Regions from separate parts of the Homo sapiens genome. Here all the other regions are linked to region 3. A link is an interaction called in ENCODE POLR2A ChIA-PET data of the cell type or tissue named here. Cell type or tissue: MCF 10A. All regions are shown on one strand. Each heading gives the region's core, and the rest is flanking DNA. Links, peaks and the distances in the headings are about the cores only.

What was found. Peaks named below come from ENCODE experiments on the same cell type or tissue, not always from the same donor. Only the 100,000 strongest peaks of a DNase experiment are listed, where the experiment ranks them.
Region 1: POLR2A ChIA-PET joins it to region 3 with 6 read pairs; 1 of 35 experiments calls an interaction of 5 or more read pairs at or near these places.
Region 2: POLR2A ChIA-PET joins it to region 3 with 12 read pairs; 1 of 35 experiments calls an interaction of 5 or more read pairs at or near these places.

The regions. Positions count from the first base shown.
Region 1 is chr1:14,186,997-14,194,542 of GRCh38, reverse strand. It overlaps a transcript of KAZN not described here. Among named protein-coding and RNA genes, the nearest start is that of KAZN-AS1, 230 kb to the left of the region's middle. In MCF 10A, for the core only: no CTCF peak of the experiment used is centred there; a DNase peak (open chromatin) is centred at 3,812.
Region 2 is chr1:14,134,196-14,141,741 of GRCh38, reverse strand. It overlaps a transcript of KAZN not described here. Among named protein-coding and RNA genes, the nearest start is that of KAZN-AS1, 280 kb to the left of the region's middle. RefSeq lists enhancers at 4,936-5,481, 5,482-6,028. In MCF 10A, for the core only: no CTCF peak of the experiment used is centred there; DNase peaks (open chromatin) are centred at 3,441, 4,171 and 4,651.
Region 3 is chr1:14,519,694-14,527,239 of GRCh38, reverse strand. It overlaps a transcript of KAZN not described here. Among named protein-coding and RNA genes, the nearest start is that of KAZN, 75 kb to the left of the region's middle. RefSeq lists enhancers at 4,126-4,215, 6,700-6,759, 7,060-7,169. In MCF 10A, for the core only: no CTCF peak of the experiment used is centred there; DNase peaks (open chromatin) are centred at 4,199, 4,689 and 6,229.

The sequences.
Region 1 (7,546 bases), core at 1,032-6,031, 330 kb after region 3:
GTCTGGGGACACAGACAACGATGGGGAAAGGGCAAGTCTGACTAATGGGGGCATATCAAGGAAACTGGACCAGGGAAACAGAAGCCTCATGCAAAAGAGCAAGTAACAGTCCAGGGAACTGGAAAAGTCCTGGGAGAGGAATTTAATCCACTCCACAATCCCTCCAAAGGCAGAAGATGGTGGACAGAAGATGACAACCAGGTTTGCCACACTGAGCCAAATTCTGGATCCTGGGAGACTCAACTTGTCCCCTGGGGTAGCAGCATGACTCTGTCCACAAGCTACAGCTGCTGGTAAGCCTTGCTCAATCTCCATTCCACTTGCTTGTTTGCCCCCATGCGTCCTCTAAAGTATCAAGATTTGGTTGAAACTGATTAAGAAGCCCTAAAGATCACCTGAAATGTCAAGTGCTCCTCCATTCTAATAATATGCATCTGGAATACTTCCCAGATGAGGGAAGACATGTTTCCCTTTGATTTAGAGTTGGAAGGATGACAGAGTGGAGGCAGTAATGATGATGAAAAGAAAGCCATAAGCCAGGTGACAACTTCCAGTCACCCAGGGAAGCCAATAATAGGGAATCAACAAATTATGCGTGATGTTGGCATCAGCAGCATAAACAACAGCGATACCACCTACAGCAAATGCTGTTAAAACACAGCCGCCTGCTATGCCAAGCCTGGGCTCTTAGAGGACCCTAGGCTTATCTTTGATAAAATAAAAACCTCTAGGGCCAGCATTCAAGGCTGTTACTCTATGGAGATCAAGGAAACACACAGGTTGGCCTCAAAGTGCAACCATTTTTATTCCATTAAACTAAGAAAAAAAGAAATGCACTACTATTGAACTGAATTATACCTGGTAAAAAAAAAAAAAAAAAACACCTTAGTCTTTCTTAGTTTGTGATCTTCTGATCAGGAGAGGTGTATTAGATTCCTGTGGCTGACACAAGGAAGTAGCACAGACTGGGTGGCTGATACAACAGCAATTTACAGTCTTACAGTGCTGGAGGCTGGAAGCTCATAATCAAGAAGGTAGCAGGGTAAGTTCCTTTTAAAGGCTCTAAGGGAGCCTCTGTTCCAGGCCACTCTCCCAGCTTCTGGTAGCCCCATGCATGTCTTGGCTTACAGACGCATCACTCCAATCCCTCATTTTCATATGGTGCTCTCCAAGACGTGTCTTCACATTGTTTCACCTCTGTGCATATTTGTCTCTGTCTCCAAATTTCCCCTTTTTATAAAGACACCAGTGTATTAGTCTGTTTTCATACTGCTGTAAAGAACTGCCCAAGCCTGGGTAATTTATAAAAGAAAGAGGTTAATTGACTCACAGTTCAGCATGGCTGGGGAGGCCTCAGGAAACTTACAATCATGGTGGAAGGTGAAGCGGAAGCAAGGCACCTTCTTCACAAGGCGGCAGGAAGGAGAAGTACAGGGGGAAGAACGCCTTATAAAACCATCAGATCTTTTGAGAACTCGCTCATTATCATGAGAACAGCATGGGGGAACTGCCCCCATGATCCAATCACCTTCATCTGGTCTCTCTTTTGACACACAGGGATTATGGGGATTTGGGTGGGGATACAAAGCTTAACCATATCACATCAGTCATAATGGATTAGCACCCACTCTAATGGCCTTAACATGATTAACTCTGTAAAGACCCAATGTCCAAATAATGTCACATTCTTAGGTTCTGGGAGCTAGGACTTCAACATAGCTATTCTTGAAGATGCAATTCAACTCATAACAAAGGAATTATTTCTTTTTGATGCAGCTGGGAAAATGCAGTGTAGGGCATCCATTTGCAAACTGTGTTCTGCATAACTGTGTTTTGTAGAGGTATTTCAAAGATTCTGAAAACACTGATTCAAATTTTCTTTGAAAATATATTTAAAAGTCATCACATACACTCAACTATGGTACACATCACTTACGAACACTAGTGTACAGCTTGTGCTTCTAGAACAAGTTTTTTTCCAGACCAGGAATAAAACTTCTTATGCCACCTCCACGTATATATTCAAGTTTCTTCTTAGTAAGTTATGGTTTTAAATGACTGTAGCTTTATACAGGTCTTTGAATTCAAGCTCTGTGCTTGACTGCACAAGTGTAGAAATGAGTGGGTCCCTGGAGCTTAATTTCAAGTGACCAGACACCTCTGCTCAGGGAGAGCTCCCACCCTGTCCTGTGGCTAACCAAGTATGGAATATCAATGGGACAGTATTGCATATAAAGGATGACATTTCCTATAAGGTTTGGGTACCCTATCATTCAAAATTCCTCATGTTGCAAGTGACAGAAGCCCAACTCAATCTAGTTGAAGTGAAATGGGGATTTTCTTGCCTACTCCACAGAGTGTTTCTTTTCCCCTTTGTTCCTCACTGTCTTAATTTCCCTGTGGAGTTTCCTCTATGTCTATGTTTGGGGGTACCACGAATTGGCTCAGGCCACACACATTCCACCACTCTCTAGCCCACCTCCCTGAACTACAGAAAATGGAAAGCTAAAAATTCCCTTGCAGCTGCATTTCCCAAGGTGGCCTAGGTTCTGCACCTAGGAGTAAGATGCTGGTGGCCAATGAGACAGCCATGGTGAGAGAGGAGATTGGCTCCTTTAGCAAACTGGAGGCAGAAGTACTTGGTTCTCTAGGATAGCTCTGGAGGGAGTCCTAGCATTCTGTCCTTGGTGTCATGGATGCCACCCATCACCTGCCTGTGTGAGGCAGCTGCTGTGCAGTTTCCACTAACAGTCTTATGGATGGTTTCTCCTGGCTACTGTTATTTCTGGCTATGTAGTCTCTAAACCCAGTTTCAAGACCTCTTAGAGATTCTGTAGGCTACCAAAATCTCTCTTAAAAAGTCCTTTCTAGTTAAATTAGAGGGTTTGCTGATGTCTGCTGTTAAAAACTATGACGGATACAGCATAACTCCAATGATCAGCAGAGACACTGATGACTCCCAGACGTGTTCCTTGAGCCCGGAACTCTCTCTCAGGCTGAAGACAGATAAAAGACTGTCTCTTAGACAACTACACCTAGATGTACCATGGGTCCCTAGATTTTCAATCTCCAAATCAAGCTCCTTACTTCCCCATTCAAGCCTGCTGTTCCTTCTGTTTCCTTTATGAGGTGTTACTAAACCATAATCTGAGGCTCATCCTAGACCCATGTCTCACTTTCACCTCCAAATTTCAATTAATGAAATTGCTACTTGCTAAACATTCCCTGAATATATTTTTTCCTCTTTAATCTTACTGCCCCTCATTATAGTCCATTGCCAAAACAAACTGCCTCCTGTTCTCAGTCTCACCTCAGCCAATCCATTTTTCACTCTTCCTCCAGAGTAATATTTCAAATAGCCAAATATAACCATAACATCCCTTTGCTTAAATGCATTCAATGCACCCTTTTGCTTAAATGCATTAAATCCATCACCATTACTGTGGTTCTCAAGCTGGATGAATGGTGTAAAACCAGGGGGCACATGCTGCAGAGACTGGCTAAAACCTCACCAAATCTATTTTCCTCTTTCTCCTGAGAACATGACTAGACCACTTTCCAGCTCCCCTTTCAGTTATAGGTCTTAGTAAGTCAGACCTGAATTCAAATATTGGATATGCAATTGTGTCAGCTAGCTCTTGCTACGTTACAAAACACCTTGGAACTTTATTATTTCTTATAAGTGTGCAGATTAGTGGTTATGCTGTTCTGGGATGAGCCCAGCTGAAATCTGCTGGGCTTTCTCATACATTGTCACTTCAGTAGGTTTGCTGGGAGCTGGCTAGTCTAGGAGGGACTCAGCAGGATGACTCACCTGGGCTCCACGTGATCCCTCACCCTCCAGACAGCTAGCTCAGGCTTGTTCTCATGGTAGACAGAATTTCAAGAAAGAGCAGAAATATGCAAGGTATCTTGGTGTCTAGTCTCTAAAGCGACCCACCCTTTTTACTGCATTATCTTAGCCAAAGAAAAGTATAGGCCAGTTCAGAATCAAAGGGCAAGTAAATGCCTCTTATAGAGAAAGGCTGCAAAGTCACATTGCAAAGAAAGAAAGTAAAGAATGACAGCCATTTTTGCAATCAAACTAGCACAGGTATTCACTAGCTATGTGGCTTTAAATAAATTTCCTCTTTGGGCCTCAGTTTCCTCACCTGTAAAATAGAGAAAATCCCACGTCCCTCACAAAGTCACCGGGGGTATTAAATGAGATAATGGAGGTAAAATCCTTAGCAGAGTGTTTGGCGTCTAGTAAGTACTCAATAATCTTTCACTACCTTTATTTTTCACATCGCTCTGCAATGTGTACCACTGTGACTTTCAGGTTGTTGGTATAAGCTCAGGAAGTATTTGTTGAACAAATTAACCATGCACCTGTTGTAATGACCAGCTGAATTGATGTACTTTTAATGGCTCATCGTGTTTCTAGCTCTGTCACAAGCCTACACTTCTCCCAGTTCATCACCAGCCCATTTGAAGTCATCCTGCCCAAGTTGGATGTAGAGGCCTCTTAAATTATGTCCTCCAGCTGTTCAGACAGTCTGTTCTCTGTGCACATATAGGGGTATAAGAACACAGTTCGTGCCCTCTAAATAGACCAACTAGAGCAGTCTTTCCAAAACAGAAGGTCCATAAAACTTGCTTTAGGGCAGTTTAAACTCCCATTTCCAATAGATAAAAAATTGCCAAGAGTTATCCTAAGAAACCTTGTGCTGATTTGTTTGTGTGATAGATTGAATTAATGGCCCGTATTTTATACCTCTTGGTGATAACTTCTCACACTCACTCTGGCCTCGGTGATGCGACTTGCTTTGGCCAATGGGATAGCAGCAAACTTGATACAAACAGAGGCTGGAAAAGTGATTGCTTTGTCTACTTTTTCTTTTGATGGACCCCTATCACCACTATGGAAATATTCTGGAGTTAGCCTGCTAAGGAGGGTGAGAGAGGTGAGTCATTGCAGCTGAGGACATCTAAGATGAGCCAGGCCCCAGTGCACAATGTATGAGGGACACCAGTCAAGATGAATCAAGCCTGTCCGTATTAGCAGAATTACCCAGGCAATCCATAGACTTACAGGAAGTATAGAAGTAGCTGTTGCTTAAAGCCACTGTTTTGGGATGGTTTTTTAAGGCAGCAGTCACGGATACAAATCTATGCCATGATTCTCAGTATCAATTGTATCATGAGCTCCTCTTTGTTTTGTACTTTTGGAGGAGAAAAATAAAAGAGGGATCAGACTCAGTAATCCAATACAAGAACATCCATTCTGAAAGCAAGTCTCTGGGCTACTAAGCTGGCCAAAGCAAATGACCTTGGTTCAAGTCCCACAGGAATAAGTGAGTACTTAAAATAGCCAGGTCACCATCTCATTATTAAACTACTTTTAAGTGTGATTTACTCAAAGACAAGGAATGAAGGAACATGGGCTATTGGCTCGAGTTGGCACCAAGGAGTCTTACTGGCTGTATTCCCAGGTTCAACGTCAGATTTAAATGACGACACTTAGCAACACCATGCCTCAATTTACCTGGCTACTCTTATGGGACTGTTTGAGTTTAATATGAATGTGTATAAGGATTCCTGTTCTAAGTGCAATTTTTTTAAGATTATAATTATATGGCATACATTTGGCTCTCTATCATCTGACTAATGGATGGGAGCTACAACCTTAAAAAGATACTAAATAACGGATAAGAAAAAAGTCTGATATTGAATTCAATTGTGGTGGAAAAAAATATTGGCAATGAAATTACTTTCCTAATTTTGTCTCATTCAGACTAACACTGGTTTACATTTCCTGAGTGCATGCCACCAGGGAAGAAATGCTTTGCCCATGGATAATCTATGGGTACATAATTGAGAACTGACTACTGGCTAGATTCTATGAGGCTGCTCTTCCGGTAAGTTACTGCATATTCTTCATATTCTTGTTCAGAACAGCTCTACACTTTCCTCATTTCCCCTTCATCCATCCCACTCCTATGTCTCATGAAATTCGAACAACTCTTACCCTAGCCTTCTTTTGTGTGTGTCTCTATGTCCCCAGCATCTAGCTAGAAAAGCCTGAGATCCCGGTTCCTCTGTGGACACCAATAGGCAAAGGATTAAAGGATCCTCTGTTCCCAAGGGACCAGCTGGAATTGTTATATTCCCTAAATTAAATGTAAATTTCTGAAAAAATAATTTGTATATATCTTTTGCAACATCTCAGGGGAGCTATTTCCAATCACCTCATGGGGTAATGCTTAACACACAAAACTAAAGTACAAATATATGCAATAAAGCATGAGACAAGGCTTCTCTTTCACACACACACACACACACACACACACACACACACACACACACGCTCCTCTCTCTCTCTCTCCATCCCCAGATCTAAGTTTAAATGTCATGTTCAAAGAGAATGTCTTTGAACTGTTATCTAAATGGGGTCCTGGTACAGTGTTTCTTTAAGACAAACATTAAAACTCACTGTTATCTGTTTACTCCCATATTTATAGTCAGTTGCCCCCAGTGAAACCCCAGATCCTTGAGGGCAAGGATTACTCCTTTCATCTTCACCGGTGTTTCCCCCATAGGCTGGCAACATCCCTGGCACATAACAGATGCTCAATAGAAAAAGGAGAAAGTGAGTGAATGGATAACGAAGATGTATCTGGAAAATCAATTATGATCAATTATAGGGCTTGAAATAAAAGAATTCCGAAATCAAAAGAGTTCCATAAATAATTAAAAAGTTAGCCTTGGACCTAAAGTAGGGTTTCTCAATCTTGACACTCCTAACATTTGAAGTTGGATAAGTCTTTGCTGTGAGCAGCTCTCCTGTGCATTGTAGAGAGTTTAGCAACATCCTTGGCTTCTACCTACTGGATGCTAGCAGCACACTCACCCCCTGCCAGTCAGGACAACTGAAAATATCTCCAGACATTGCCAGATGTCACCTGGTGTGGGAGGGAAGCAAAGTTGCTCTGCTTCCTTCTCAGCTGGGAGCCTCTCATCTAAAGGGTGATGGTGGGATTGGGTATTATTTTGGAAGCCAAGTATTTGCCAACATCACAGTAGACATCATGAAGAAAATGAGATATGTGAGGTAGGGGGCTGTAATATATTTCCTATTCTATTTAAATACTTTTGTAAACCATATTCTTGGAAGCTGAACCTTTCTAGGAGTCTGAGAGGGTAGTGTGTAGCTTTAAGAATGTATCAACATATTAAAATTGTCAAAATATTTTTAGTTATGTGAGGTATTCTATATCTGAAGCCAGGTTTTAATGTTCTTCTTTCCCAAAATTACATACCCCCTTTCTATCTATTTAATAACCCCTCAGGAAGCAAATACTCCAAGTCACCATCTGCAAGTAGGAAATCAATTACTCCTTCTTTGCGACGGGCTGGATGGAACAATGTAAAAAAGGCTATTTTATTCAAGCTTAATACCTAGTTTTCAAAATAGAGATAATAATACCCAACCTCCTGTCCCTCTCATGGCTGAGAAGATGAGAAAATGCTGGCAAAAGTACTTTGTAAACAGTAAAGTGATCTG
Region 2 (7,546 bases), core at 1,032-6,031, 380 kb after region 3:
AAACTCGCTGATTTTTTTACCTATTTTCACTCAGTTTGCCTTAGGCTAAAACTACTTATCGTCCAGGCAGGTACCCGACCCCACAGGGTCTCAAATTATTGAAAGCAAATTGGCTTTCAGGCTGTTTCCCCTCTAATCTCAATTCTTTGAGGCCCAAGGAGTGATTTACATGGCAAATGGGTCCTACAACCACCATTTCTCCTTGGAGTCCTGGCATCACCACAGAGACCAGAGGAATTTTTTTTTTATTACTGTAAATGAGCCGTTCGTTACATCTGGTTCCATCAGCGAAGGATGAGTTTTACCCCCCGAAGAAACCTATGGGGCTGACCCTTGGAGAGGGTCTATGTCAACAGGTGGGCGTCGGGAACCTCTGTGCTCTCAGGCCCCAGAGGCAGGAAGCAGAGACATAGCTTCTGCGGCCAGGTCCCCATGTGACCACTTGGGGCAAGCATGTCATTTTCTCCAAGCAGCTATTTTTAGTTTTGTTTTTTTTTTTTTTTTTAAATGGTAATCACTTCAACAGTGTCATGGAGAAGATTCAAATGCTTCCCCACAATTTCCAGGTTTTCCCATTCCTTTTCTGGGGGTTTTCTGGGGAAGTTTAGAAGAATGATCTAGAAACAGCTTGCCAGGAGAATTAGGCAGCCAGAACGGCGTCCAGGGAGGAAAGCTTTTGGCAGCGTGCAGATTCTTGGCATGGTTCCTCCAGGGCCACAGGGACCATCCTAGTTGGGCCTGGGCACCTGCCCAGAACTTCTGAGCGGAGCGTTGTTCACATGCCACTCATTCTTGGCAGGCGAGATGCAGAAGGCATCGGTCTGTGAGCATCATCTCTCCTCTGCCGCCTGCCAAGGTTTAGACAGGACGTCTTTCTTCCCAGAGAATGAGGGCATCTTCCCAGCCGATCTCCCATCACCTGGACAGGTACAGACTCAGGCTGCTTGTCCTTAGAAGTCGTTATAATGAAGAGTGACACATAAACCTTCCAGAGAAGCCTGAAACTTCTGGACGGGGTTCGTGGGGGAGGCAGGGGTGCGGGGGTGGTGGAGCAGCTTACACGTGTGTAAGAACTACAGGCAAAGCAGGTCTAAAACTTGCTATGGAAACAACTAAAATGTGTTCAAAAGCTAAAAAGAATGATTGGGCTCTTTTTCTTTTAAAAGTCAAGAAAAAGAGGAAAGAAAATATGGGATAGCGAAAAGGGGGGTGGGAAGGCCTCCCTCCCTCTAAATGTATTTTGTATTATCAGAAGAGAATGCAGATCATGCAAACGTTTTCTGGGGACTTAACGTTTAACTGTTTTCATCTTATAATTATCGAGATCTTCATTAATAATTATTATAATTATTATTACACCTGCGAAGCACTTTCTGTATGCCAGGCCTTGTGCTGGGTGCCTTAGATATATTATCTCATTTAATCCTCATAGCCATGTGTCTTATTGAATCAAATCCTCATATTATCCCAGTTTTACAGATAAGGAAATTGAGGCTTAGAAAGATTAGATAGCTTGTCCAAAATCACACTTTCTAACTGATGGGGCCAGGATTTAAACCTGCCTCTGTTTAATCATAAAGCCCTTCCCTTTAAGGACTACCCTGTACATCACCTCTTTCAGGAGAAAGAGAGTTGGGTTTGACACCTGCCTCTCTACAGTTCCTAGAGCCAGACTCATTTTTGAAGACTTTCATGGATGCCTATATGGTGTGTCAACAAGAAAGCTGGCCACTTTCCTCCTTCCTACTTAACACACACACACACATACATACCACACACACACACACACACACACACACACACACACACACACATTTACCTCAAATCCCCTTTCCCTCCTCCCACACTTGAGTAAATCAATTACTCCATGCTTTATCAAAAGCCTATTTGACCATAAAGAATTTTAGAGAAAATCTGACCTGATCCTTTCATCTCATGGATAAAGAAAATTGAGGCCCAGAGCATGGCTGATGCCAAATAGGGATCTGGAATTCCTTTTTCTGGAACAGTATTCTCTCCTCTACGGCCCTGCAGCCCATGCCCTGCTGGGCACTGGGTAGAAGGCTAATATCAATCAGCCCTGGCCACTGGCCACCTCTGCAGAAGCTAATTGTCCAGAGGAGGGAAAATACAAGTTTATAAATAACTAAAATATCAGGTCAAGCACATTGCAGGAAGCAAAAGTGGAATAGAATAATGGGGCTGGGAGCTCCAGGAGGAAGAACAACAACAAAAATTCCCTAGCCGTGCAACCAGCAAAGTGTTCAGGAAAGAGGCAGTGTCTGAGCTAGACTTGGAAGGATTAGTAAGCTATACGTGTGATGTGATGGGAAGGACATCGGCAGTGGAGGCTTAAGACATGGATTTCAGGTAAACCAAACCAAACACAAAAAGTGCTTGAATTCCAAATAGGTTTTGCCGGAATGATGACACAGTAGCCATTACCATAGCGAGAAGCTTGGTGTACCACATCAGCTTACCTTCTCCCTTCAGTATCTTGCAGCAATGGGCTATGGGCAAAGCAAATTTGGATAGGAGCAAAGGAGTGGCCACTGTCCAGGACAGAGGAGAAATTAGCGTGGGACAACTCAGTGGGCTGTATTTGGGAAGTGGTAGCAATTAATGCATTAAGGGGTTGTAATGTTTTCTACAGCCTTCTCGAATGTGCTCTCTATGGGCAACTACTATGAAGAATGAAAGAATGAAAGGAGAGAAGGCTGCCGCTTTTCTGGGAAGGCCAGCCCAGACATTAACTTCATCCACATGTGCTGGCCATGCCTCTTTGAATCCATCGGCCCTGGCACAATTTGTATGATTCTAAATCTCCCTGAACCAGGCATGTGATGTGTAAAACTAGATCCATTCTTAGTGTTGGAAGAGCCATGCCTGCCTTGGAACACAGAACCATCTGTTAGCATTAGAAACACACAGCCTTGCCCATTCATTCCACTAGTGGGAGTCGAGATGCCTGGAAAAGAAAGCATGAACACACGCTTCCAAAATTGGAAAGGGGAGGCAACCTGGCATGGATGGAGATGGTGCGATGGGGGAGCTATTGAGAAACGAGCCTGGGCTCTGCGATGTACGCCATTGCCTACCTGATATCTTCTCCCACTTCTGCATTCCTAGCAGAATTCCAACAATGCGGAGATGTCCACCTTCCCTTTCCAGGACGATCTCGTGGGGGCTCTAGGGGAGGCTGAGGGAATTGGTCTGAGGGAATCCCATTTCCTCTTCCAGTGACTGGTTCTGGTGCAGGCGTGGGAGATACATGTGACCAATGAGACATTAGAGAAGTTCCAATGGGATACTTCCAGGGAACTTTCTTAACTTCTAAGAGTGAACCATAGAAGGAACAGGTCTTTCTTCCTTCTGAATGTGGTCAAGTCTGGACGTGACTCCTAGATCTGCTTAAGCCCTGTGGCTACCAGCTTGATGATGGCAGGGCAGAGAAATGGAAAGAACCTGTGTCCTTGATGACATCACTGAGCTTCCGAGTCAACCAGCCCTGAGGCTCACCCTGCCTCAGGACTTCCTGTTAAGTGCTAGAATACATTTCTATATAGTTTGTTGGATGTGGGCAGATTTTCTAGTAGTTGCAACTGAACGCATTTTAACATATAGGATATGTATACACACACACACACACACACACACACTGTAACATTTATTTAATGCTAACATTTTACACTACATTTAATCTTTCCAACATTTTTGCAAAGCCCGTACTATTATCCCCATTTCATACATGGGAAATCAAAGCTTTAAAAGAGAATTACTCATCTATTATGTGGTCTGGCTCAGATACACACTGAAGCTCCTGGAAGAATTCCTTAACTGATAGGCCTAATCAAAGATAGAATGGGCTGCCTGGGCGTGGTGGCACAAGCCTGTAATCCCAGCTACTCAGGAGGCTGAGGCAGGAGAATCGCTTAAACCCAGGAAGAGGAGGTTGCAGTGAGCTGAGATCGCCCCATTGCACTCCAGCCTGGGCAACAAGAGCAAAACTCTGTCTCAAAAAAAAAAAAAAAAAAAAAAAAGCCTTATATTTGTTGTAGGCTTACTCACCACCAGATACTGTTGTCAGCAGTTTACATGTTTGAACAGATCCAATCTCTGTGGTCATCCCCTGAAATGAATATTATTATCATTCTTATTTTGCAGATGAGGAAACCAAGCCACAGAGGTTTAAGCAACTTGCCGAAGGACACCCAGCTGAGAGGTGGTATCAATAGAACTTGAGCCTAAGCAGTGTGGCTCCAAAGCTCATGTGTTGAGCCCTCAAGGCACAGAGTCAACCCTGTGAGTCCCAGCCAGCCTGAAATCTCTGGTTCTGGTCAGTAGATGGATGATCCATATTGGGAAGAGCAAGTATAGTGCAGCTGCCCAGGGCTGTAGGGCCACCTGACCCACGCACCTGGGAACACCTTACCTCTTACAGAAACTTACTTCTAGATTTCAGTGGTGTTGCTTTGAAGACCAGAAGGCAAACCCTGGGTGTGCACCTGCCTGACCATCACCTCTGGTGTGAATGATCCCACCCAAGCATATTCCTAAGGACTGGGCTGGACTCCATTCCCGGAGCTCTGGCTGGGATGGTTCCTTAATGAAAGCGTTTCCCTTTGACTTCCCAGCAGCGGCCCTTCCTTCCTCACTTGTTGGGAAAACCCAGGGCATGTTAGCTCCTGCCTCAGAAGACAAAGAGGAGAAATCCTTCCTGAGCTTCAAAGGAAACTTCATAACCCTAAAAGCAGTGGTCTGGCTGGCAAAGTCTTTCTCTCCCTCGGCGTTGGGTGGCCTTTAGTGACTCCTGGCTTCAACCCCAAGCCCCCAGCCCCACTGAAAGCTTGATGACCTCTCCTCCTCACTTGGTCCTAGTCCCCATGCACTCCAGCAGGGCTTACTGCAGTCATTACTAAGGCTTTGGCTCATTAGAGGCTCTTCCACTTGGGCACAGGATTGGCAAAGAGTTGCAATTTGGAGCATTCTGTTTACAAACAAACTAACCTCATCAAGTCAAGCCAGGAGGCAGCAAGCAGCTGGGGAGAAGCCACATTCCCATCCCTGGCCTTCCCCTCCCTCCTGGGTTAGTTATCTCCCACTCTTCTTTCCAGGGTACTGTGCACCTGGGCCCTCAGTCACCTCTGCTGGGAAGCTCTTTGGAATTTACGGAATGCCTTTCTGCAGCATTCTGTCTTATTTGCGTGACTGAGGAGGATTTTGCCACTGATGTCCTGTATTTCAACAAAGCGTCCTGCTTGCATTTTCTTTCACCTGCTTTGCAATTGTTTAGTAATACTTAAGTGCCAGGCTCTGGGTTAAGCACTTTATGAAGCTTTCCACACAATACCTGGGTTAGTTCCCTGACACTCTGTGAGGTGAGGGCTATCACCTTTCCTACTTCACAGGGGGGCATCTGAGGCCCCGTGAGGCTAAATAGTTTACCCAAGGTCACAGGGAGATGGAGTGAGCCAGAGGACATCCGCTTGTGCCCTACTGAGGCCGGGGCTCCCCAAAACTCTGCAGTCCTGCCTCCCTCCATGGGAGATTCAGTACAAACCAAATAGCCACCCAGAAATCAACAGTGTTGACTTCCCCACCAAGATGTGATCCTTTAGCTTTGCTCTCTGAGGCCTTGATGGGTTTTCCACAAAGACCCTCCTCTTCCCCAGGGTCTCCTTTCTCTCCCCCATTCTTCAGAGACCTCCACAACAAATCACTGCTTGGGAGCCAGTAACAAGAATGCCAATTATTGTTCCATGAACCAAGTGTAAAGTGGGGGCTTTCTGATGGGAAAAGCAAGACTTAGAGCAAGTTTCTCATCTCTGTGACTTTAACATATTTCCTACATTTTTAGCAAAATTATAGAGGATAGTTCCTTTTGGAATCTTTTGAGCAGCCTCCATTTTAATTCGAGATGGCAAATTCATCCACATGTTAAACTTGAGCGACAGACCTGCCTTCTCTTTTAGAATTAATTCCAGTTTGGTCAAAAGCAACACTCTCTTCAAAAGTTAGCTTGGAGCCAATGAACAGAGGAAAAGAAAATGTTCAAGTGGTCTACTTAAACAAGACCTCGCTCCATCCCACCAATTAAAGAGAAATTAAAACGGCTTCCAACTAGAACTTTAAATGCCTCTGAAGGGGAATTTCTGAAGAAAAAACCTTTGCCGTTCGAGATACTTGTTAAAGATATCACAGTCTTCAATCTCAAGGGTCCCTGGATTCCCAAAATCTTTGATCATCTAAATTTAGCTGTTTTCATAAACATTTCAGACAGCAGGCTAATTTTTATTCCCTGGAGAGCCTCATGCACTCAGACTGCAAGTCCAGGAAGAATGTCAACTTTTAAGAACTAGTCAAAGCCTCGCTAAGACTAAGAGCCAGATACCAGCTATTCGGCTGACTTTAAATCTGTGTCATTACTCACTGTCCCTTGAAGAGGAACATAAAATTTTACTATATGCTGCTTGTAATTCAACAAATAATTACTCAGCAGGTGATGTGGGCAAGGCCTCCTCACAGGGTGCTGTGAAGGAAGCAGAGATGAGCAGGCCTGGCTGCTGCCACTGCAGTCCAGCAAAACAAAGAACATACAATCCTACCAATCAGGTTGCAGGTTGGTGCAAAAGTAATTGCAGTTTTTGCCATTACTTTTAATAACAAAAACTGCAATTACTTTTCCACCAATGTAATAATAAGTGTGAATGTGTGAGTGTATGTGTGCATGTGTGCACATGTGTGTGTGTGTGTGTGTGTGTGTGTGTGTGTGCGGGTGCATATGCATGCATGCTTGTGAGAGGCAGTACACTCCAAGGACAATTTGTTGGAAAATATGTCATTGAATCTGAGATATAAAGAATGGATAGAACTATGGGTAATTTTTCTGTCTTTCCATTTTCCGTCTTTATTGCTGGCAACTTGTTTATGTGATTAATAATAATAAAGCAGAGAAAAATGGGGAGGAGGTGAAGGCCAGTGTGTTCCGAGAGTACCATGAAAGTGTAGGCCTGGAGGCTGGAAATCCCAAGGCGGATCATTTAGAAAACAATATGCTGCTAATATCTCTTTTGTTTTGAAAACAAATTCATGACTGTGCACCTTTATTTAGTAGCTGTATGATGTTTGCCCACACAGATTTCTACTGCTACCAATAAAATGATCTTTTACTAAGTCCTAGGATAATAGCCAAGAGCACCTGCCCTGGAGTCAGCCTGTATGGCCGCATGAGTTTGGGCAGGTCATTTAATCTTTTGAGCTTCAATTTCTCATATTTGATTTCAGAATAGTAGTAGTACCTGGCTCATAGAGTCATCAAGATGAAACGAGATCACCTCTCTAAAAAATACCTTGTCCATTGCACACAGTAAATGTTCTGTGAAAGTCCACAGTTGTTTCAACATCTAGGGAGGATCCTTTCAGCCCATGTCTTCTTGGAGCTACTGATCTGACCATTTTGACCTAGTGGATGGTTTTTTTTAACCATATAGTTTAATAAAGATGGACCACAATACCCATATGTCCATCACATCACTTTATCTTACCA
Region 3 (7,546 bases), core at 1,730-6,729:
CTCAGGTATTCTTGTACAGCAACACAAATAGACTAAGACCGGAAGTCTTTAGATGACTCCAGGCCCAGCAGCAGTCTGACTACGACTTCATGAATGACCCCAAGTGAGGACCACCCAGATGAGCTTAAACAAGTCCAACTATGAGACATGATAATACATCGTTTTAATCCATTGAATTCGGGGATGTTTCTTATGCAATAATAGGTACTGGTCCACAAGCATTTTAGTTTATAATTTAATTAACTACCTATAAGAGGAGGATTGAATTTAGGCATAGGCAAATCAGATGCTATTGTCAGAAAGATGTTAGCAAGAACTCCGCACTATAACATCTCCTCTGGTGGCCTGTCCTGTTGCCCAAATTACACCAGGAGAGAATCGCTTCTGGGTGACAGGTGATCTCTTTCAAGATGGATACAAAAGGGGGACATTGAGCAGCGGGGGAGAACACCTCATGTTTAATGAAGTATCTGTACCTTACTATGAAGTGGTTTCTTGATGTATGAAAATGGTCCCAGGGGAATGAGGTTTTTGATATCCAGAGAGACGGTGCAAGGGATGTGTTTAAAAATATGGACCACTATGAAACTGGAAAATGGCTGAAGTCAAGAGCAGGGAGATAAGAATGAAGGAGGAACAAAAATATTCACTTACATCTTTGTCTATTTCAATTTGTCAATTTCAGCTATAGATGACCCGGAGGGTTCTTTGTTCTCAGCAAACTTTGTAGCTTACGTGGCTACTAAAATATTACTGATGATGCAGATGGATGGGGAAATGTTTTATTTCAAACCTCCGGGGCACTTGGCACATGGCTGTAACCCAGGTCTACGCATGTCACCTTGATCCTCTGATGCATGACTGGCTCTGAAACATGAATGGGCAACAAAGAGGCCCAAATATGGCTGCCCCAGACTCTGCTGCAAAGGGAGTCCTCTTTCACCCTTGTTCCCTTGGAGCAAATGGGAAATGATTGGCACATCTGCTCTTATGTAGAGGCAAAAATGTGTAAAATTAAAGAGTCAATCGTACCTACTTAGGAGAATTCCCTTTCTCTCTTGCTAAATGACAATGAGGAGGGCTTCAAAGCCAGGGAAGGGAAAAATGTGGGGGCATCCCAGGTTGAGACCCAGGTTTAGGAAATGGTATCATAAATGTTGATTTAGTAGAGTTGAAGTAGTACACTTAGTCATAATGACGACAATGCTGGTAGCGGAGATCCATTGAGGATTCCCTAGGTACCAGGCATCATCCCCCTAATTTATGAGCAAGTGGGGTTCTTTTGCTGTGAATAACACAGCTCTGAGATCCCAAGACCTTGGTTTAAATCCCAGGTATTCAGCTTCTTAGCTGAGATAGGAAAGTGACTCAAACTCTCTAAACCTGTTTCCCCATAGGATTGCACTGAGTATTAAAGAAATTCATGATTATCGAGAGCACTAACAGTAGCTAGCATAAATATTCATGCTATATATGCCATATTTTGATTCTTTATGGATTGAATTGACTTTTGTGGATTGATCTGGTAAGCCAAACAACATTTACAATCATTTTTTTTCCTATGGGAAATGCATTCTAAATTAAATATTGCAAACTGTGGCCCTTGGCCAAATCCAGCCTGTCACCTGTTTATGTATGGCTGGCAAGCTAAGAATAGTGTTTGCATTTTTAAATTGTTGAAAAAATCAAAAGGATCATAATATTGTTTGACATGCAAATGTTATATGAAATTCAAATTTCAGTGTGCATAAATAAAGTTTTATCGGAACACAAGCATGCTCATTTGTTTATGTGTTGTCTAAGTCTGCTTTTACTCTGCAACGGCCAGCTGAGTAGTTGCAACAGACACCTCATGGTTCAAAAGCCTCACACAGTAACTGGCCCTTTACAGAAAAAAGTTGGTAATTTATGTTCTACATGATAAAAAAGAAATTAATGCACAAACTACCTATTAGAGCACAGTTTGCATAATTGGCAAGCTAATTCTGTATGGCTGGCAAGCTAAGAATAGCTTGCTTACATTTGCACATTTGTACAATATGTACATTTACACTCTATTCTGTTACATACACATACATGCATGCATGCACATATTCAAACACACGTCCATACATATACATGGGACAACCCTGATACATATGTCCATGTGTCATCTGCTCTGAACCTGAGTGTCCTTCCTGGGTGAGCTGCTATCCAAAATCCATGCTGTCTTGCTGGCATCCTGCCCCACATGGGGTTTGGAGTAGATCACTGGTGTTAAATACATCTAGCCAAGGTGCAAATGTCTGGCTCTCTCCAGACCTTGCTGGGTCTCCAAAGAAATATATGAATATTTTGGCTTTTTCTTTATGGTAGATGATTTCTGTTTTCCTTATGGGCTTCCTTTGCTGGTGTTTTAAAGAACCTGTTCTCATCACGAAATCAGGCACAGGAACTATTTATCATACATATGAGAATCAACATGAATAAAACACCCCTTAGGTACTGTTCACATTTCTTTCAGCTTCTCACTCTTGAGCTGCTATTAAACTTTAATATACATGAAGTTTGCTGGGTTTTATGGAGTCGAACGGTGAAAGCACAGTCGTGGCAGACTGACATGCCTGGGGGGTTAAATTCATCCAGGTTGGCCATTAGATAATGAGCAAGTACCTTAATCACCATAAAATAGTGTTTAAAATATTGTTTATTTTTAAAAAATCAATTAGCGTCAAAGACCCTCAGAGTCAAAGAGAGCCTGGTGATAAATTGGTCTAATCTTTTGTTTTTAGAAATGAGACGGGGGAGTGGGCTTTCTCAAGGGCACAGGCTCCTTTGTGGAAAAGCTGGGTCTAGAATGTGGGTCATTGGCTCCAGACCCCTGACCCTGCCTCCATGCTTCCAGGATGTCACACAAACGCACACAAGTGACACACCTTCGTTGGGTGCGGTGGCTCATGCCTATAATCTCAGCACTTCGGGAGGCTGAGGCGAGTGGACCACTTGAGGTCAGGAGTTTGAGACCAGCCTGGCCAGCATGGTGAAACCCCGTCTCTACTAAAAATACAAAAATTACCCAGGCGTGGTGGTGCATGCCTGTAATCCCAGCTACTCGGGAGGCTGAAGCAGGAGAATCGCTTGAATCTGGGAGGCAGAGGTTGCAGTGAGCCGAGCTCACACCACTGTACTCCAGCCCAGGTGACAGAACAAGACTCTGTCTCATAAAAACAAAACAAAACAAAACAAAACAAAACAAAACAAAACAAAACGAGTGACACGCCTTTAAGCCACGTGGATATACGCTTTCAAAACAACACCTCGCTCTCCCTTAGCTATTCAATTTGACTGACATATGTGGCATTTTTATTCCATCTCATGTGTCTCTGCCATGTCTGTAAGCCCCCTTGAGCCCCTTCCTCAACATCATGGTCTCTGAGCCTTCCTGTGGCCACCAGCACATTCTGTGCAGCCCCAGGACCACATGGGAGGCTCATGGCCATTAGCTTCATGTACCATCGGATCAACCAGACCATGCTTCTTCCTGCTGTCACCTGCGTGGGAACACTGAAGAGGAAGTAAGGGATTCAGAAGGCAGCTGGAATGTACAAAGAAATATTGGCTTGGGAATGGAACTAGGAGAGAAAGTGAAGGAAGTGCTGGGATTCACTAGAGGGCTGCTGGTGATGGAGCAGCAAAAAAGCTGGGGAAGTGTCCCTCGTGGTAATTATTCATGACTTTGTGACATTTGCAGGGATGGGACACATTTGTATCTATTTGGGCATTGCTTTTCTTTATTTCCGCCCTTTCCATGTCTCTGGTAGGCCACAAGCTCCGAGCTGGGAGGCTCCAGGCAGGGTGGAGAGTTGGAGCTGCCCACTGGACAGCTCCCTTTCTGGCCTTGGTTTGCCAAAGCTTACAATCACAGAGGTGGATGGGTTTGGTGGAGAGGGAGCAACTCTGGGAGGGACATGAAGAGCGAGAGAATCTTTGAAGAAAAGTTTATTGCCCTGGACTGGGAGCCAAAAAGTATTCTGACAGCTAGGGGAGGCAGCACCCTGCTCTCTGGCCAGGCTCAGGGGGTTGGTGAGGATGCCAGTGGGGAAGGGTGAGGTGCCTCCCAGCCTCACCAAGATCCTGAAGCCTCCATGCCTGGTGTGGAAGCCGCAGCCTCAACCTGGAGGGACCAGTAGACTAGGACGATGAGTGTCTCCATGGCAACCAGTGTGGCCTAGTGACTCATAGCTCGTACATGCTGGGGAGTTGGGGGAATTACAGGCGGACAGGGAGCCCTCCCAGCACCTTGGTGCTAGAGAAAGACCCTCTGGGTGGGAACAGGGGCACCCAGAGAATCAATGAGGTGGAATTTCCTGCCTACCTGTTGGCATGGAGTAGTCACGATTGAAATTAAGCTGCTTGGAAGAAAATACAAAGATCTGATACTTGTCCCACGCCTGAGTTTATGACCTGTGATTCATTCATTCCTTCTACATCTGAAACACACACAAAAGATCTATATTTTCTCCGATGAGTTATACAACACATGTTAAGTATCCCGGTAATTGCAGATGCATTATCTATTGTGTTGCTGTAGGTACTGTCTGTATTCTACTGCTGGTGCCAGAGGATGGGCAGTCCACGTCAACACCCATTTGCATTTGTTCTTTTCTCGGGCTTTTTATTAAAGTCAGGCTTTAAAACAACACCCAGAATCATTGCATAATCCAAGAGACCAAATTGTACACATCACAGATGATGACGTGATTTGCAGGAAACCTTTTGGAAGAGCTGGCTCCTTGATAACTGTAATTGTTAGGCTCAGGATCAAATTAGGAGAGCAGAGGCAGCTGCACCAAGAAGCTGTATCTGTTCAAATCTCCCAAGCAAGCCTAGCTGTCACCATAAAGAGCAAACTTTTGCAGGCAACAAGACAAATCACATGTAGGTCTCAGAGGGTTTCTTCCTCTGAAGATGGGAGGCAGAACATATTTCTCTTTAAGTTAGGTCAGTTACAGGCATCTCACTGGGGAGAACGAAGACATTATACAGCCGTGCCTATGCCAGGAGAGAGAAGCAGAAAATTATATCTTACTTAATCAAGTTGATCTGGGAGCAGAAAAGCTCATTGGCAAAAGGCAGGGGACTTCTATGCAAGCAGGAGTGTGAGTGGCTTTCCTTTTTCTAATGTGTCTATGAAATTTGGTGGAGAGGGCCTGTGTAAAAGATTAGGAATAACAGAGCTCAATGTACATTCCCTAACACACATTTGGATGTATATTAGTAATCTCAAAAGTTCACATTCTTTCAAATTTAGCCACAGTACTCACTGAAATGTGCTGATGTCTCCGAAAATGAATTTTTTCCTATGGTGCACTTTTATCCACTTAAAAAATGTGATTTTTTGGTGTACATTTGCCAAAAATAATCAGTTCTGACCCAAACCATGATGTGGTAACTTGACCCCTAACTCAAGGTCGACTCAAGCTTAATCCTCAGTAACCACACTTCCTCCCTTTCCCCAGTTTTCAAAGAAAAGAGACGATTCTAAAACAGGATGAGGGCAACCCAAGGGCCCAGGCTGGTCTTTTACGGACTGTAGGCGGTTCTCAGTTCGCAGGTCTCAGTTCAAAGCCAGTTGCTTTGCTGGTTTCTTCCTTGAGTTGTTTCATGGCATCGGCCATGGTTCATGATTTCATGCAAAAGGTTCAATTAAAGATAGGCCAGAGCTTCAAAAAGCAAGGGCTTTTTCAATTTCTCAGCATTACAGGGTTCACATTTCACAGAAAGGCCTGGCCTGATTTAATCCTGAGTTCATAAAGCCGAAATTTACCTTTTTCTGTTTTTATCAGAAATTTTCACTTTGGCTCTGGAAGGTGGACACACATGAGCCATTTGGACAGCAGACCCAATTCTGAAGGGTTGGAGGGGCATAAATGCAGTGAGGGCGACATTTCTGTTTAAATATCACATTGGGCACACTGAGTGAAAAGAGATTTGGCTCAAGTGGTTATGGTGCCTCTTTAAATGTCAGAGTCCCTGCTGACTGGCGTTTTGGGGGCATCATCAGACCCCTGCCCCCAAGCCTGATCTTTATTTGCATTTCTCCTTACGTTGGCTGCACCCCTCCCTCAGCATCTGCCTGTAACACCCTGTGGCACATAGGACATCCATTACTCATAAGCTCATCTGGATTTTGTCTATTGGCTCTTCCAAGAGTGGGGAGTACTCGGATGGTTACTTTCTCTTCCTTTTCCCTCTGGATCATGCCACTGCATGCCTCTCCCTGCTCTGGCCTCTCATGGGCCTTCTTCCCAATAGAACAATGCCTTAGGGGAACCTGCCCTGCCCAGGGAATGGAGCTGGATGGATGAACAGTTTGCTGCAGGTGCTGGGATTATTCTGCTCCTTTGGTTCAGCTCTTTCATTTTTTAGTTGAGTCCGGTGAATCAGATGTTAAAACAAAACCATCTTTGGTTTAGTGCAAAAGAATTAAGGTTTGGGGGGAGTTTGGGAGGATGATCACAGGCTATTAATGGTTCAGTTCAGTTTCAGTCTCTGCCCAAACAGATACCAGGGAAATTCCCAGAGGTGGCTGCTTCCAGAGGCGAACCTTAGCAAAGCTGTGCTGAGCTCTTGCCTGGGCTCCTCAGAGCCTCTGCCCCCATCACCTAGTTATGCTCTTGCTTGGGCAGGAAGTCAGAGGAGCTCTCTTGGTTGTCCCATGAGCCACTGCTTTTTATGGAGATGGGCATTGGATTAGTGTGTGTGTTTTCATCTGCTATCTCCCCTCTTCCTGCTTTCTAGGTGCCTGGCATGCACAATTGTCCCCCAGGCTCCTGCAGCTTCAGTGCCTGTTTCTCTCTCATTCACATGGTGACCCCAACCCCTGTTCCTGCTTGCTACGTCTATCATGGCACCCCATGCCCACCCTTCTCGGGAGGTCTGTCTCCTCCATTGGGCTGTGGCCACCGGAGGAGAGAAATCCTGTGGCCATGTGTGGTCATTTCAGTTTCTTTGTTTCCAGCTTGGCCACACCCAATGGATCATAGGGTTGTATAAATGAAATGTCTGTGATTATGAACAAGTGCCAGGACTGGACACCACTGGGCCTTGTGTCATCCATGAGCCATACTGGCCTCATTTCCTGAAGATCTCTCTCTCCATCTTGACTTTTGTCTACAGGCTGTATATGTGACTGCTATGTGCTCCTTGGCCCCAATTATAAGGCGTCTTCTTGCCACCACCTATGGCACGATCTGTGCAATGGCAGGAAACACATGTGTGACAGATGCCTGGGCTCGTGGGAAGCATCCACAGCTCCCACACCATCATGGGGCCCTCTGGGTGCCTGAGGACACTCTATGTTCTGACTTCATGCTTGGCACAGGGAACCCTGTGAGGCCAACCCAGGCCTATCCACTTCTAGCTCAGACATTTCTCCTGCTGCTGGGTCATGCCAGACACATGGGACTCTGGGGATCCTCCTGCATCTCTCAGGTCATCCATGGGCTGGAATCCCCCAAAGTCTCTTGGGGTAATGCAGGGTCCAGGGTGCTCTGGCATCCACATT